Regions from separate parts of the Homo sapiens genome. Here all the other regions are linked to region 3. A link is a loop called in an ENCODE intact Hi-C map of the cell type or tissue named here. Cell type or tissue: ascending aorta. All regions are shown on one strand.

Evidence for each region. Hi-C counts contacts between places; a loop is a spot of excess contacts. Peaks named below come from ENCODE experiments on the same cell type or tissue, not always from the same donor. Only the 100,000 strongest peaks of a DNase experiment are listed, where the experiment ranks them.
Region 1: it touches region 3 in a loop (2.5-fold over the local background); 7 of 110 quality-filtered maps call a loop at or near these places.
Region 2: a loop joins it to region 3, with 2.2 times the contacts of the local background. A loop is called at or near these places in 13 of 110 quality-filtered maps.

The regions. Positions count from the first base shown.
Region 1 is chr10:22,323,631-22,327,630 of GRCh38, reverse strand. It overlaps COMMD3-BMI1 (COMMD3-BMI1 readthrough), which reads right to left. Exons shown (of 14, transcript NM_001204062.2): 6 at 1,070-1,200; 7 at 645-741; 8 at 1-36. BMI1 (BMI1 proto-oncogene, polycomb ring finger) reads right to left here. Exons shown (of 10, transcript NM_005180.9): 2 at 1,070-1,200; 3 at 645-741; 4 at 1-36. The coding sequence starts at 1,181. Among named protein-coding and RNA genes, the nearest start is that of BMI1, 4.5 kb to the right of the region's middle. RefSeq lists a silencer at 1,715-2,094. In ascending aorta, no CTCF peak of the experiment used is centred here; a DNase peak (open chromatin) is centred at 1,860; H3K4me3 peaks cover 2,567 bases; H3K27ac peaks cover 1,955 bases.
Region 2 is chr10:22,549,193-22,553,192 of GRCh38, reverse strand. It overlaps PIP4K2A (phosphatidylinositol-5-phosphate 4-kinase type 2 alpha), which reads left to right. Exons shown (of 10, transcript NM_005028.5): 7 at 2,421-2,534. Among named protein-coding and RNA genes, the nearest start is that of LINC03027, 110 kb to the right of the region's middle. In ascending aorta, a CTCF peak has its summit at 2,261 (motif pointing left); a DNase peak (open chromatin) is centred at 2,254.
Region 3 is chr10:23,066,728-23,070,727 of GRCh38, reverse strand. LOC107984215 (a long non-coding RNA gene) reads left to right here. Exons shown (of 3, transcript XR_001747394.2): 2 at 1,160-1,253. Among named protein-coding and RNA genes, the nearest start is that of MSRB2, 27 kb to the left of the region's middle. RefSeq lists enhancers at 1-28, 2,274-2,568. In ascending aorta, a CTCF peak has its summit at 2,355 (motif pointing right); a DNase peak (open chromatin) is centred at 2,387; H3K27ac peaks cover 468 bases.

The sequences.
Region 1 (4,000 bases), 740 kb after region 3:
AATTTGTATACAATATCTTGGAGAGTTTTATCTGACCTGAAAAATAATTAAAATAGAAAACTATGAATTCAGATGGCAAGAACTAAAAATGTTCATAAGTTTCTATAGTCTTCTTTTGTGCTATAATATTTTACTTGATTGTGATGCTGTCTATAACTATTATTGATAAGATAAAAACTATGAGAATAAAAGTTCTCTGTATATAGCACTTTTTAAATCAGTAGAAAAATATTTTATATTCACTAATAAATTCTTCACATTTGCTCTGTCAAAAGAAGTGTGCCTTTCAAGTTACTAAACTAGCTAATATGAATAGGGAATAAAGAGGAATGGAAGCCCTTTTAAATATTTATTCCTGCCTGTCATGAAGTCCATAAAGCAATGCAAAAAAGGTGAACTAACTCAGTTTTTAAAGGACAGTTAGGAAAAAAAAATCTTAAAATCACTTGAATACTACTAAACTTTGTCTAAACTTGGTCACCATTAATATGGCAAGAAATTAAACGGCTACCCTCCACAAAGCACACACATATTAGTTATGTATTCAAGAGTAAATTTTCTGTGAAGAAATAAAGAGGGTTGCCTTCAGTAAATTATACAACTCCAATAATAATTACAAACAAGGAATTTCAACAGTTTCCTACCTTATATTCAGTAGTGGTCTGGTCTTGTGAACTTGGACATCACAAATAGGACAATACTTGCTGGTCTCCAGGTAACGAACAATACACGTTTTACAGACTAGAAGTAGAACATGTGAAGTTTTTTTATGTTTAGAAATGAGTGGATAAATCATTGGTGTTAGAAACCCAGAACTAGTAGAAAACAAGATGGTGAAAGGCATTTCCAACTAAATAAGCTAATTCATATCCTGAGAACACATATATTGCATGCTTGTAATACAATCAATACATATTAACAAAAAGTCATTAGATGCAAGAGAAGAAAATGCCTTCACCACTTTGTACCAACATTTCCACAGATTGCAGGAATCATTAACAGTTTTCAAATTCCAGGTCGAACTGTGAAATACGCATGATACAAAAGAGAGCTAAAGCTCGGTACTTACAGGAATGTAGACATTCTATTATGGTTGTGGCATCAATGAAGTACCCTCCACAAAGCACACACATCAGGTGGGGATTTAGCTCAGTGATCTTGATTCTCGTTGTTCGATGCATTTCTGCTTGATAAAAAATCCTGCAAGACACAGAAATAATGGCCATAATTCACAGAACAAGAATGGAGATCATCTAGTAATCACAAACCCTGAAACACTGAATTTATAAAACTCATTTAACACTGTACAGCTGGGCTGTCCTAACGTTTCTACAGAAGGAATTTACTCATCAGATCGGAATCAGTTCTACCAAACTGATGCAAAAGGATCCAACTAACATTACTTCTGGTCTCTCAGATCATTCCTGTAGGTAGAAGAAAGTCTGGGGTGGGGGCTGGGAGCTGAGCGTATTAGGGTCTCTTTCTTCCATTTGTCCTCCAGCCCAGCAGCCCCAAGGCTGCTGCAGACGCCACACAATCCCCGCGGATATTTACCAACCACTAGGGCTTGTTCCAGGTCTCCGAATTTATTATAAAACTTCCTCAAGAATCTGCAAGTGAAAATCCGGGGTTCCGGTTGTTTTAGACGGTTCCAGCAAGCAGAACCTGGCACGTTTTTACGCGACGCGCAGGGAAAACAATTCTGCCCTCCCTGCATCCCTGGCATTTCCGGAGCCGGGTGCTGGGGCCGCAGGAGGAGCACCTCCAGTCGGCCTGGGCCGGGGCCTGAGCGCGGCGGACGCCCGGGGGCCGGGATGCGAGGGGCGGATCCGGCGGCGCCCGGGGCTCCGTCTCGCTCCGGATTCGGAACTCGCCTCGGTCGGGGTTTCCATAGCAACTTACACTTACACTTGGCATCCGGCCACCGCTGCAACTCCGCGCGGAGCCCGGCCCGAGCCCCGAGCCTCGGCGGGCGTGCGGGGCGGCGGGCGGGCGGGCGGGCGGGGGAGGGGCGGCGCGCCGCGGGGGCGGGGCCGGCGCGGGGGCGGGGTGGGTGCGGCGACGCCGGGGGGGCGGGGCAGCCCCACGAGGCCACAGCGCTGGGGAGCGGGGAGCGGGGATCGGGGACCAGGGACCCAGTCCTGGGCGGCGGGGACCCCGGAGCCTGCGGCAGCGCCCGCGAAAGGAAAATGCAAACCGCACTCCCGGCCATTTCGGACACTCCGGGGGCCTCTTTTCACGTCGACTTGGTGCGCAGAGCTGGTTTCAGATCTCGACTCTCTCGGTCTGTCCTGTCTGCAATCACTCGGTCAGAAATTTCACGAAGGGATTTTTTGAGAATTGCCAACTGTGCACTTAGCCCGAAACCGTCAGGGCTCAAATTGCAGAGATGTTTATTGAACCGAACCTCTTTAAAACTTCCTTCTCTAATGTGACGCTCTCCTGTAGATTAAATGAGCGATACAAAGTTTTGGAAAGGCTGAAAACTGAAATCTGTTTTACAAGAAGAGGAGAGGGCAAAGCCCAGTGTTTTATTTGGACAAACTATGCTGGGGGCAAGAAAAAGTACTTTAATCGGTACAATAGTGACAATATGTACAGAACCATGTGACCAGCCCATTTCCAACGCTAAATCAACAGCTTGTCAACCCAAAGCAGCGACAGGAGAGAAAAACAAATGTAAAACCCCCCATACGATGAAATGATATTCCCAACAGATACCTCTATTACAGGAAAGTCACAATGGGGAACTGTCAGCAACAATACACCAGCCGACAGTCAGGGAAGTCAAATACTTCGTGTAGTATTCTTGAAAAATAAACTTCAACCCCCCTTCTTCATTCATTTCAGAACCTGATATAAGACTAAGCTTCCAGACCTCACTGAAGTACATTCTCAAATCTTCCTTGAATGGAAATCCAGGACCTTTTGAAACTTGCAGTAAGATATACCTGCGGTTTTAATTCCTAAGGTGTATTAATGCAGTAAAGGGAAACACCAATCAACACAGCTCAATGGCTGAAATTAAGAGCTAACCTCTAGAAAATGGTAAAAAACAAAACAAAGCCTCTCTTATGAAAGTGACCACAGTGGCAACTGGCGACCTCTACCAGAAAACTTCTTGTGTGACTGACTCCTCAGTTATCTCTGGATTACTTGTTTTGGAGAATATTGTCAACATATTAACATAAATCTAAGCGGGGCACGGAGGAGTTGTAGGTAGAGCAATGACCCTAAAGAGTAGCAATATTTAAATCAAATTATACTTGGTAAATTAAAGAACAGCCTTCTTGGTGCTTAAAGAAAATTCTCCTTGTGAAACCACAGGATCTTTCCTAGAAAGATAGCAAGCTGATATTTCTGTTTGCCTGTGAAAGCATACTGCACTAAAAAACCACCGATCACGAAGTTCATGAAGGGGCTCCAATAAAAATAGCTGCCTTTATTTCTCCTCTAGCTTGCAGAAAACCAACACCACACAAAGACAAGTATTAACAAGGAGAACAATCAAACCTCAGTGGAGGGTTATCTACCGGTTGGCTTTGAGCATTTAAGTCACATGTACTTGACCAAAAGTCTTTCAAATTCATCTTAAGTCTTAATTCACACAATTCCTCTACCTCAGTTCAGAAGAATTTGGCCACAATCCTGTGACCATTTATAATGCTAATAAATACCACTGTTACTTATATAAAAATCAGTTATGTTTTTATGCCCTTTGAAAGTAGTGGCAACCTAATGAAGACTTCCAAAGTGTTTGACGTGCTTGATAAGATTTGAGAAACAATCTCTTCCACCTCAGAAGTGAAAACCTTCCAGGTTCCAACCCAGAAACTGCCAGTTAAGCAAACAAAAATGCACCAAACATATCATGGTAAAAATACTCAACCGTTAAAACTTGCCATTGTAACACACTCAGTTGGGGCTGTCAGTTTTTAGGTGGAGGCCTAACACCAGGAATGTCAAAATGAAGGAAAACAGAAGCAAGTTCTTATGTTAA
Region 2 (4,000 bases), 520 kb after region 3:
AAGCCCTTAAGTCTTTTAGCCAATCTGGGTGCCCTTTTTTGAGCTTGATCCAATCTAAATACGACCCTAGTGCCTGTGAAATTCACAAGTCAGCTTAGTCATAGAGTACATGGTGTCCAGAGTTTTATGAGGTAGGATTATACTTTCCCTGTCACATGAGGTAATTCTGCTGGGGTGAACCTGAAGTGGCATTCATCTTCATTAATGTGACTTGTGTTACAAACACACATCCAGCATGTAATTTACTGCCTTGTCGGGGGTCTGTCATCTCTGCCTTCAGGTTTCTCACATTTATACAAAACCAGAAAAAAACACCCTCTACCCTTCTTTTCTTACACTTATAAAATGGGTTGTGGAATTGAGGCAGATATCCTTAACACCCCCACCCACACGCCTCCCATCGCCAACACATAATGACACAGAAATGCCCAAGGTGTCTGCTGGGAAAATTACGATCCTTCTCCATCTCTCCTGTTTTTGTGTGTAGGTCTGGCTTCAACCCTTTTTTCTAACGTGCTTCCAATTTTCTGTTTTGGGCAGTGCTTATGTTCTCACTGCCCTCTGAGTTTTGTTAAACTTCAGAACCTTGCATTTCATTCTTGGTGAAACTTCATTATGTTTACAGTTCTAATAGGAGAGAAACCTTATAATCTAGTGTGATGAACTCAAACATTTTAATATTGTGCTGTCTTCACATTTCAAGGTTTGTGGGAATGGGGGGTGCACGTATTGCATTATTTTAAAATTATTAATGACAGATTTAGGGGGTAAGTCTAGCAGGCGCATCCTGACATTTTGTGAAGAATGGCGTTGCATTCTCATTTCTTAAAGACTCAATAACTCAGCATAAAAGTGTTTGGAATTAGATCAGTCTTTCCTAGAATCTTAGTATTTATCTTTACATCTTACATACACATCCCATCCTGCTTTATTTTCTACCTACGTGCTTTCATATCATTCTCCCGTACGAGATTACAAACTCCTTTACAGCAGAAATTGTGACCTATTCATATTTGCATCTCTCTACTTGACTCACTCAGTAACTGCTGATTGAATTGAATCTTGACATTTCTGGGCCTTGCTGTACCTGCTTTGTAAGGATTAATTCTGTTTGGCTTATAAAGATTGTGGTTATATCTAATTCAAAGTTGCAAAACTGTTTAAATTTTCTCAAAGTTAGTAGCCAAAGCGACTAATTTAGAAATGCATAATTTATGTACATATGTGTTGCTGTAAATAGATGTGACTGTTTACATGCATGTCTATACTTTATAAATAGGAGGGGAAGTGAACAGTTCGAGCATGTGAAAGATGCAGGCGATGGACCCAGGGAGTGTTCTTTCATTGCTCTGAATAAGGAGGGAGGAGGAACAGTGCCGGAGCCAGGAAGGACAGCAGCTTGTTTCCTTGGATTATTTTGTTTACATTTGGTTCACACCTACAGAAAAGAGGACCATTCCAGGTTCATCAACATACAGGCAAAGGCAGTGCATGACATTGGATTTCTTTCTGCTGAAATAAACAAGCTATGGTTAGCCGAAAGGGGTGGGAGATTATTTTGAGCTCGTACTGAATGCAGGTTGCACAAAGTTAAATAGAATAATCCACACTGTTTTAAAACTATATGCCTATATTATCCTGTTTGCTGCAATACAAGCTACAGTGTTTTCTGCTCATGATCCATGTTTTGATAGTTGCTCATTGCTTTGTGTTGGTTGCCATAAGTGCAGTTTACTTATTAGCTCACCCTCTCGTTCATTTGTAAAAGGTAGAACTCTGATCTTAATACGTTTATGTTAAGAGAAGACCCTTTTTCTTTGATATTGTCCAAATGAGAAGAGAATTTCCTTCTTGGAGTGGTGAACAGGAAGGCTTGGAAGGGCAGATGGCTAACCTCGTGCTGCATGTCTCCCTGGTGCAGAAAGTAGATATGATTATGGATAGAGCTGTTCTGAGACAAGATAACATGTTATTTGCAATGTGAGCCCAGCAACGGCTCCCCAAAAGTGGGAGGAGGGATGGAGTTGGGTTGTAAGAAAATTGAGGGTTCCTGGGAAAGTATTCCAAGAATACAAATTTTATACTTAGAAGACTTCTTGTAAGAAAGTGAGTCTAAGAAAGCAGTCAGGTTCATTCCTCTGAAAAACATGAAATGTGTTACAAAAAGCCTTATGATATGGAGTCTGTCTGACCCCCACCCCACTGCTCTTGCGAATGCTTCCAGAGATTGGGGCTCACTGGCGCCCCCCGGTGGTATTCAAGCCTTCTCCTATTTTATTGTTTGGGTAAGACCCCTGTGGTGGTGAACGGGGTGGGGGCGGTGAAAGGGGCAAACTTCAGTGTCCAGGGTTGGAAGGTGTATGTGGTTTTTTTAGGTTTTCTTCAAGCGCCTTTGTCATTGTTTTTCTCATTTGTTTTAGGCCAAAGAACTGCCAACTCTGAAAGATAATGATTTCATTAATGAGGGCCAAAAGATTTATATTGATGACAACAACAAGAAGGTCTTCCTGGAAAAACTAAAAAAGGATGTTGAGGTAAGAACAGTCAGTGGAGAGGCCAGACTCATTGTATAAATATCAGCCCTGTTGGGTTTTAGGAGCTTTTTAAACCATCTATTTAAATCTTCAATCAAGGCAAAAACCTGCATACTCTACCTTAGGGAAGTCAGACATGAAGGTGTCTCATGTTACATGATCTGGTTTAAAGCAAACGCATGCCAGTTTAGCAGCCCTCTCATTTAGGCACCAAACACAAGAAAGCACCTGCTGTCATCCGCTGGGAATCCCCGGTCCCAGGCCCCTGTATTCTGTATTGGGATGGCCCATGAAGACTGACCTGCCCACACCAGCCAGTTTGGGAGGGGCCAGGGGAGTACTGGACTCTGTGTCAACCAGCAGAGCATCTCAAAAACAAATATTCAGTCACTATTACAGTCTTGGCACTTTTCCCTCTAAAGCACAAGTCAGTGCTGGTTAACATAGCCTGGGTCACTTAATGCTTTCCTATCTCCACCAGTCACCACAAACCATGTCATGAGGCCCAGTGAGGCCCCCTTACACATTGTGGGACTAGCACAGGGGCAGCTTGGGATACTAGGTCATAGGGGACAGTGGAGAGACATAGAACAGTGTCCAAGGGGCTTTCGTCCATAATGATGGAGTTTTGCTTTTAAACACTGTTCTAAACATTTAAAATGTACCTTTTCCTGTCATTTAGTTTATGATAAAGGCATTGCAGCTTTTCCATTGGATTTGCTCATTATTTAAGTCTTTTATAAATCCAGGAAAAAAGGAAAAAAAGGTTATTTTCTTTCCTTTCTTTTTTTTTTTTTTTTTTTTTTTTTTTTTTTTTTTTGAGATGGATTCTCACTGTCTTCTAGGCTGGAGTGCAGTGGCGCGATCTCGGCTCACTGCAAGCTCTGCCTCCCAGGTTCACGCCATTCTCCCGCCTCAGCCTCCTGAGTAGCTGGGACTACAGGCACCCGCCACCACGCCTGGCTAATTTTTTGTATTTTTATTAGAGACGGGGTTTCACCGTGTTAGCCAGGATGATCTTGATCTCCTGACCTCGTGATCCACCCGCCTCTGCCTCCCAAAGTGCTGGGATTACAGGCGTCAGCCACCAAGCCCGGCCAAAAAAAGGTTATTTTCTTGGACTTCGTTGAGTTACAAAACAATGCAGTGGGAATTAGAATTTAGGCAGCTACTAAACTCAGCTTTTCTTAGCTGTTGCTTTCATTCATTTGTGTACACTTCATGGCACACCAGTACGGATCTGCTACTTAGAGAGAGGCTTTGTGGGAAGATTGTCTTTTTATGTCATTAAACCAAAAAAAAAAAAAGAAAAAGAAAATGACGAAAGCCACAGAATGAGTGTCATACATTTGTATTTCCCATGAAGGCGGAAGCAGTATAATTTATTTTTAATCTTCTAACAGTTCTTTTTATTACAAGAAACTCACACTGACCAAGTTATTAGTAGTTAATATTTTTAGATCATA
Region 3 (4,000 bases):
AACAACCTTGTTACTCCAGACAGAAGAATATTAGCACTTGAGTCACCCAATCTCTGTCTCCCCTCTGTTTTTCTGTGTCCTTTAACAGCCTCTGTGACCCCTGTTTTAAGTGCATGTCCACATCTGCATTTTACAATGGTTTCTATAAAATTGTGACAAGAACGTTCCATCGGAATGTGCAATTAAAAGATAAGTGCTGCCATCAGCACTTTTTTTTTTTTTTTTTTTTTTGATGGAGTCTTGTTCTGCCACCCAGGCTGGAGTGCAGTGGTACAGTCTCGGCTCACTGCAACCTCTGCCTCCTGGGTTCAAGCCATTCTCCTGCCTCAGCCTTCCTAGTAGCTGGGATTACAGGCATGCCTCACCACGCCTGGCATTTTTTTGTATTTTTAGTAGGGGCAGGTTTTCGCCACATTGGCCAGGCTGGTTTGGAATTCCTGACCTCAAGTGATCCGCTCGCCTCAGCCTCCCAAAGTGCTAGGATTACAGGCATGAGCCACCGCACCTGGCCCATCAGCACTCTGAATAGATCTTTCTAATCACTTGAACCCAGGAGGCAGAGGTTGCAGTGAGCCGAGATTGTGCCATTGCACTCTAGCCTGGGTGACAGAGCGAGACTCCATCTCAAAAAAAAAGATCTTTCTGGGCCTTAACTCCAGCAATAGCCAGAAGAGTGTGTGTGCACCCAGCCTGACCAGGACAGTCTTCTCCCTTTCTCATGCGTTTCTGTCTTAATGAGATGGGCAATTGCTAAGGAGAACTTCGGTGCCAGAGGATGGCAGCCAAAGCCTACCTGCCCTGGGCTTCTCCCTATACATGGAGACACTGCTACCACCTAACCCACTACTACCCTGCCCCAACCATGGCCAGTTCTTCCTCTTGGACACATGTGGGAACTGTTGTTCCTTTTTGGGAAATGCCATCATTCTTCTTTGTTTCACTGTTGTCACTATGAGACCCAGGGACCTGAAAACAAATCAATTAGAACAAGATAGGAATTAGCATGTATCAAATAAGACTGAGGAGTAATTACTGCGTGGGTGAACCTGTGCAAAAACAGTCACGCTGGTCGCATATTTATGTCCTGCCATTTGCTAGAAACTTTCAAGCGTCTACTACTGTTACTTTAAAAATGTCTACATGGAAATTCTATCCCCAGCCTAACCTGAACTTAAGCCGGCAGATGAGGATAAGGCTCCCCAGCCTCCCGGAACAAGCAGACAGTTATTAATGGAAATGTTCCACCAGTTCAGGTATGTGCTAACATCTGTTAAAATTGCATTTGTACAGGATTGCATGAATTACTGATACATGAACACATTGCTTTAGCCAAACACAAGCTTTTATGATTTCATGATGAGGCTTCCCAGAGTTCTAGGTTATGACAACCTGACTTTCAAAGTTACACGTTAAAGCAATCTGTTTGCATCCCAGGCTGACTGTGCAGAAGAGATTTGCGGTTGGGACAATCTGCCATTTAAAGAGAATGAGGTCTCTAGTCATTAAGGGAGACAGAATCTGTGGCTGGGACTTTTTCTGGGGCATCCTGAGTAGGTAGCTGTGTGGCCTGTCACAGTGCGGTTTTTCAGAGGAATGTGTGTCATGCGTAGAATAGAGAAATTTATTCCTGAGCATTTTAATTTTTTTTAGAGACAAGTTCTTGCTCTGTCACCCAGACTGGGACACAGTGGTGCAATCATGGCTCACTGCAGCCTCAAACTCCTGGGCTCAAGTGATCCTTCCACCTCAGACTCCTGAGTAGCTGAGACTACAGGTATGCACCAGCATGCCTGGCTAATTTTCTTTCTTTCTTTATTTTTTTTTTTGTAGAAATGGGATCTGACTATGTTGCCCAGGCTGCTCTTGAACTCCTGGGCTCAAGCAATCCTCTGGCCTCAGCCTACCACAGCTTTTGGATTACAGGCATGAGCCACCTGGCCTCTTGAGTGTCCTTAAATAAAAATCAGCAGGTGCAAGTGCCAGGGCCTTGTCAAGCCTCCACTATTGCTGGATCGACATCTCTTCTGCCCATGGCTTTTCCCAGGATCATCTCTGCATTGCTATAGACTCCGCCATCTGTCTCACCCTGCTTTTGAGTTGGTGCATCTTACTGGGGGCTCTAGACAAATTAAGCATTGTTGTGAAGTGCACTGGCTCCGTGCTGAACTTGCTTTTTATTCCACCTACCTTCTTATAAAAAATGTTTTGGAAAGTAAGGGATCAGAGAAGGTTTCTACAGTTTTGGTGCATTATTAGGCCAGGTCCTTGTTTCAGTCTCCACTTAGCCTAACTAAAGACACCTTCCGCTCTGTAAAAAAGGTTATCGTTATGGATCCTGTGGGAATTGGTGGCATGAAGGGACCACTAGGGGGCGCCCAACGCCTCAGAATAGTCCACCTTTAAGTCTCTAGGCCTGGTCCTGGAGGCTCTTGACTCCAGGCTTCCCTAAGGTTCCTGGAAGGCCTTCATGTGTTATTACTGGTTGGACAGAGAAGAGCACTGCCAGCCCCAGATGGGAGTGAGAAGGCCGGTCGGGGAGAAGGTAAGCAATTGAGAAGGCGGAAGGGGCAAAAGGAAACTGGAGAGGGCGGCAGGAAGAGAGAAAAGGAAGAGAGCAGAGGCGTGGAGAAGAGGAAAAGAGGAGGGCGGGGAAAGGGGAGGCTGCGTTTTGCAGGACTGGGCAGCTCCAGAGACAGTGGAACACCGGTGTCTTTTTGGACCCTATGGTACATAGGGGGACAGGGAAGGAGCCCGGTTTGGGCTTAACTGGGGGATGCTGGGAGTCTCTCTGGTCCAGGAGGTCTTAGGCATCTGTGTGCCTGAGGCTATCTGGGTCTCCCCAGTGTCTCCCCACACACCTGTGCCAACTTGCCCACTTCATACTTTTCCTGTTGCCTTCGATTCACAACTCGCCTTGCTCACGTCCTTCTAGAAAAAAACGGTACGTGTTGATGTCACTACCTCCCCGTGGAAGCAGGAGGGGAGGGTGGAGAAAGTGGATTTGGTCATCACTTCCGGCCCTTTAGAATCACACTGCCGGTCAGGCGTAGTGGCTCACGCCTGTAATTCCAACAGTTTGGGAGGCCGAGGTGGGAGGATTGCTTGAGCCCAGGAGTTTGAGACCAGCCTGGACGATATAGTGAGACCCCCATCTCTACAAAAAAAACTTCGAAAAAACTAGCCAGGCGAGGTGGCACGCACCTGTACTCCCAGGTACTAGGGAAGCTGAGGCAGGGAGATTGCTTGAGCCTGGGAGGTCGAGGCTGCAGTGAGCCGTGGTTGTGCCGCTGCACTAAAGCCTGGGCAACAGAGCAAGACCTCAACTCTAAAGAAAAGAAAAAAGAATCACACTTTATTATTAATTATTTTGAACCATGAGATAATAAAAAAGGAAGGACCTTTTTCCCACTTAAAAATGTTTCAGACTAATAATAATTGCTAACATTTACTGGGCTCTTACTGTGTTCTAATAATAGGTGTCAGCATTTAGAAATCTAATGTCATTTAAGGCACGCAGCAACCTGGTGCTATTGTCATCCCTATTGACAGAAGCGAAATGGTTCACCCAAAGCCACACTGCCAGCAAACAGCGAGGCTAAAATGAGGGACCCAGACAGTCTGACTTCAGAGACTGCACTTAAGTTACTTAACAGAAATTAATGTCAGTTAAGTGACAGAACTAGAACTTGAATGTAGATCCTCTGTCTCCAAATCCTATTGAATCCTCTATATCACTGTTCTTAAATTTTTTGGTCTCAGACCCCTTTATTCTCTAAATATTGAAGATTCTAAAGAATATCATTTCTGCAGTTTTTGTGTGTTGCTATTTACAGCACTATAAATTAAAGCAAAGTAATTTAAATATTTATTAATTCATTTGAAACAATAATAATAAACCCACTCCATGTAAACATAAACAACATCTTTATGAAAACATTGTCGGCCAGGCACAGTGACTCACGCCTATAATCCCGGCATTTTGGGAGGCCTAGGTGGGTGG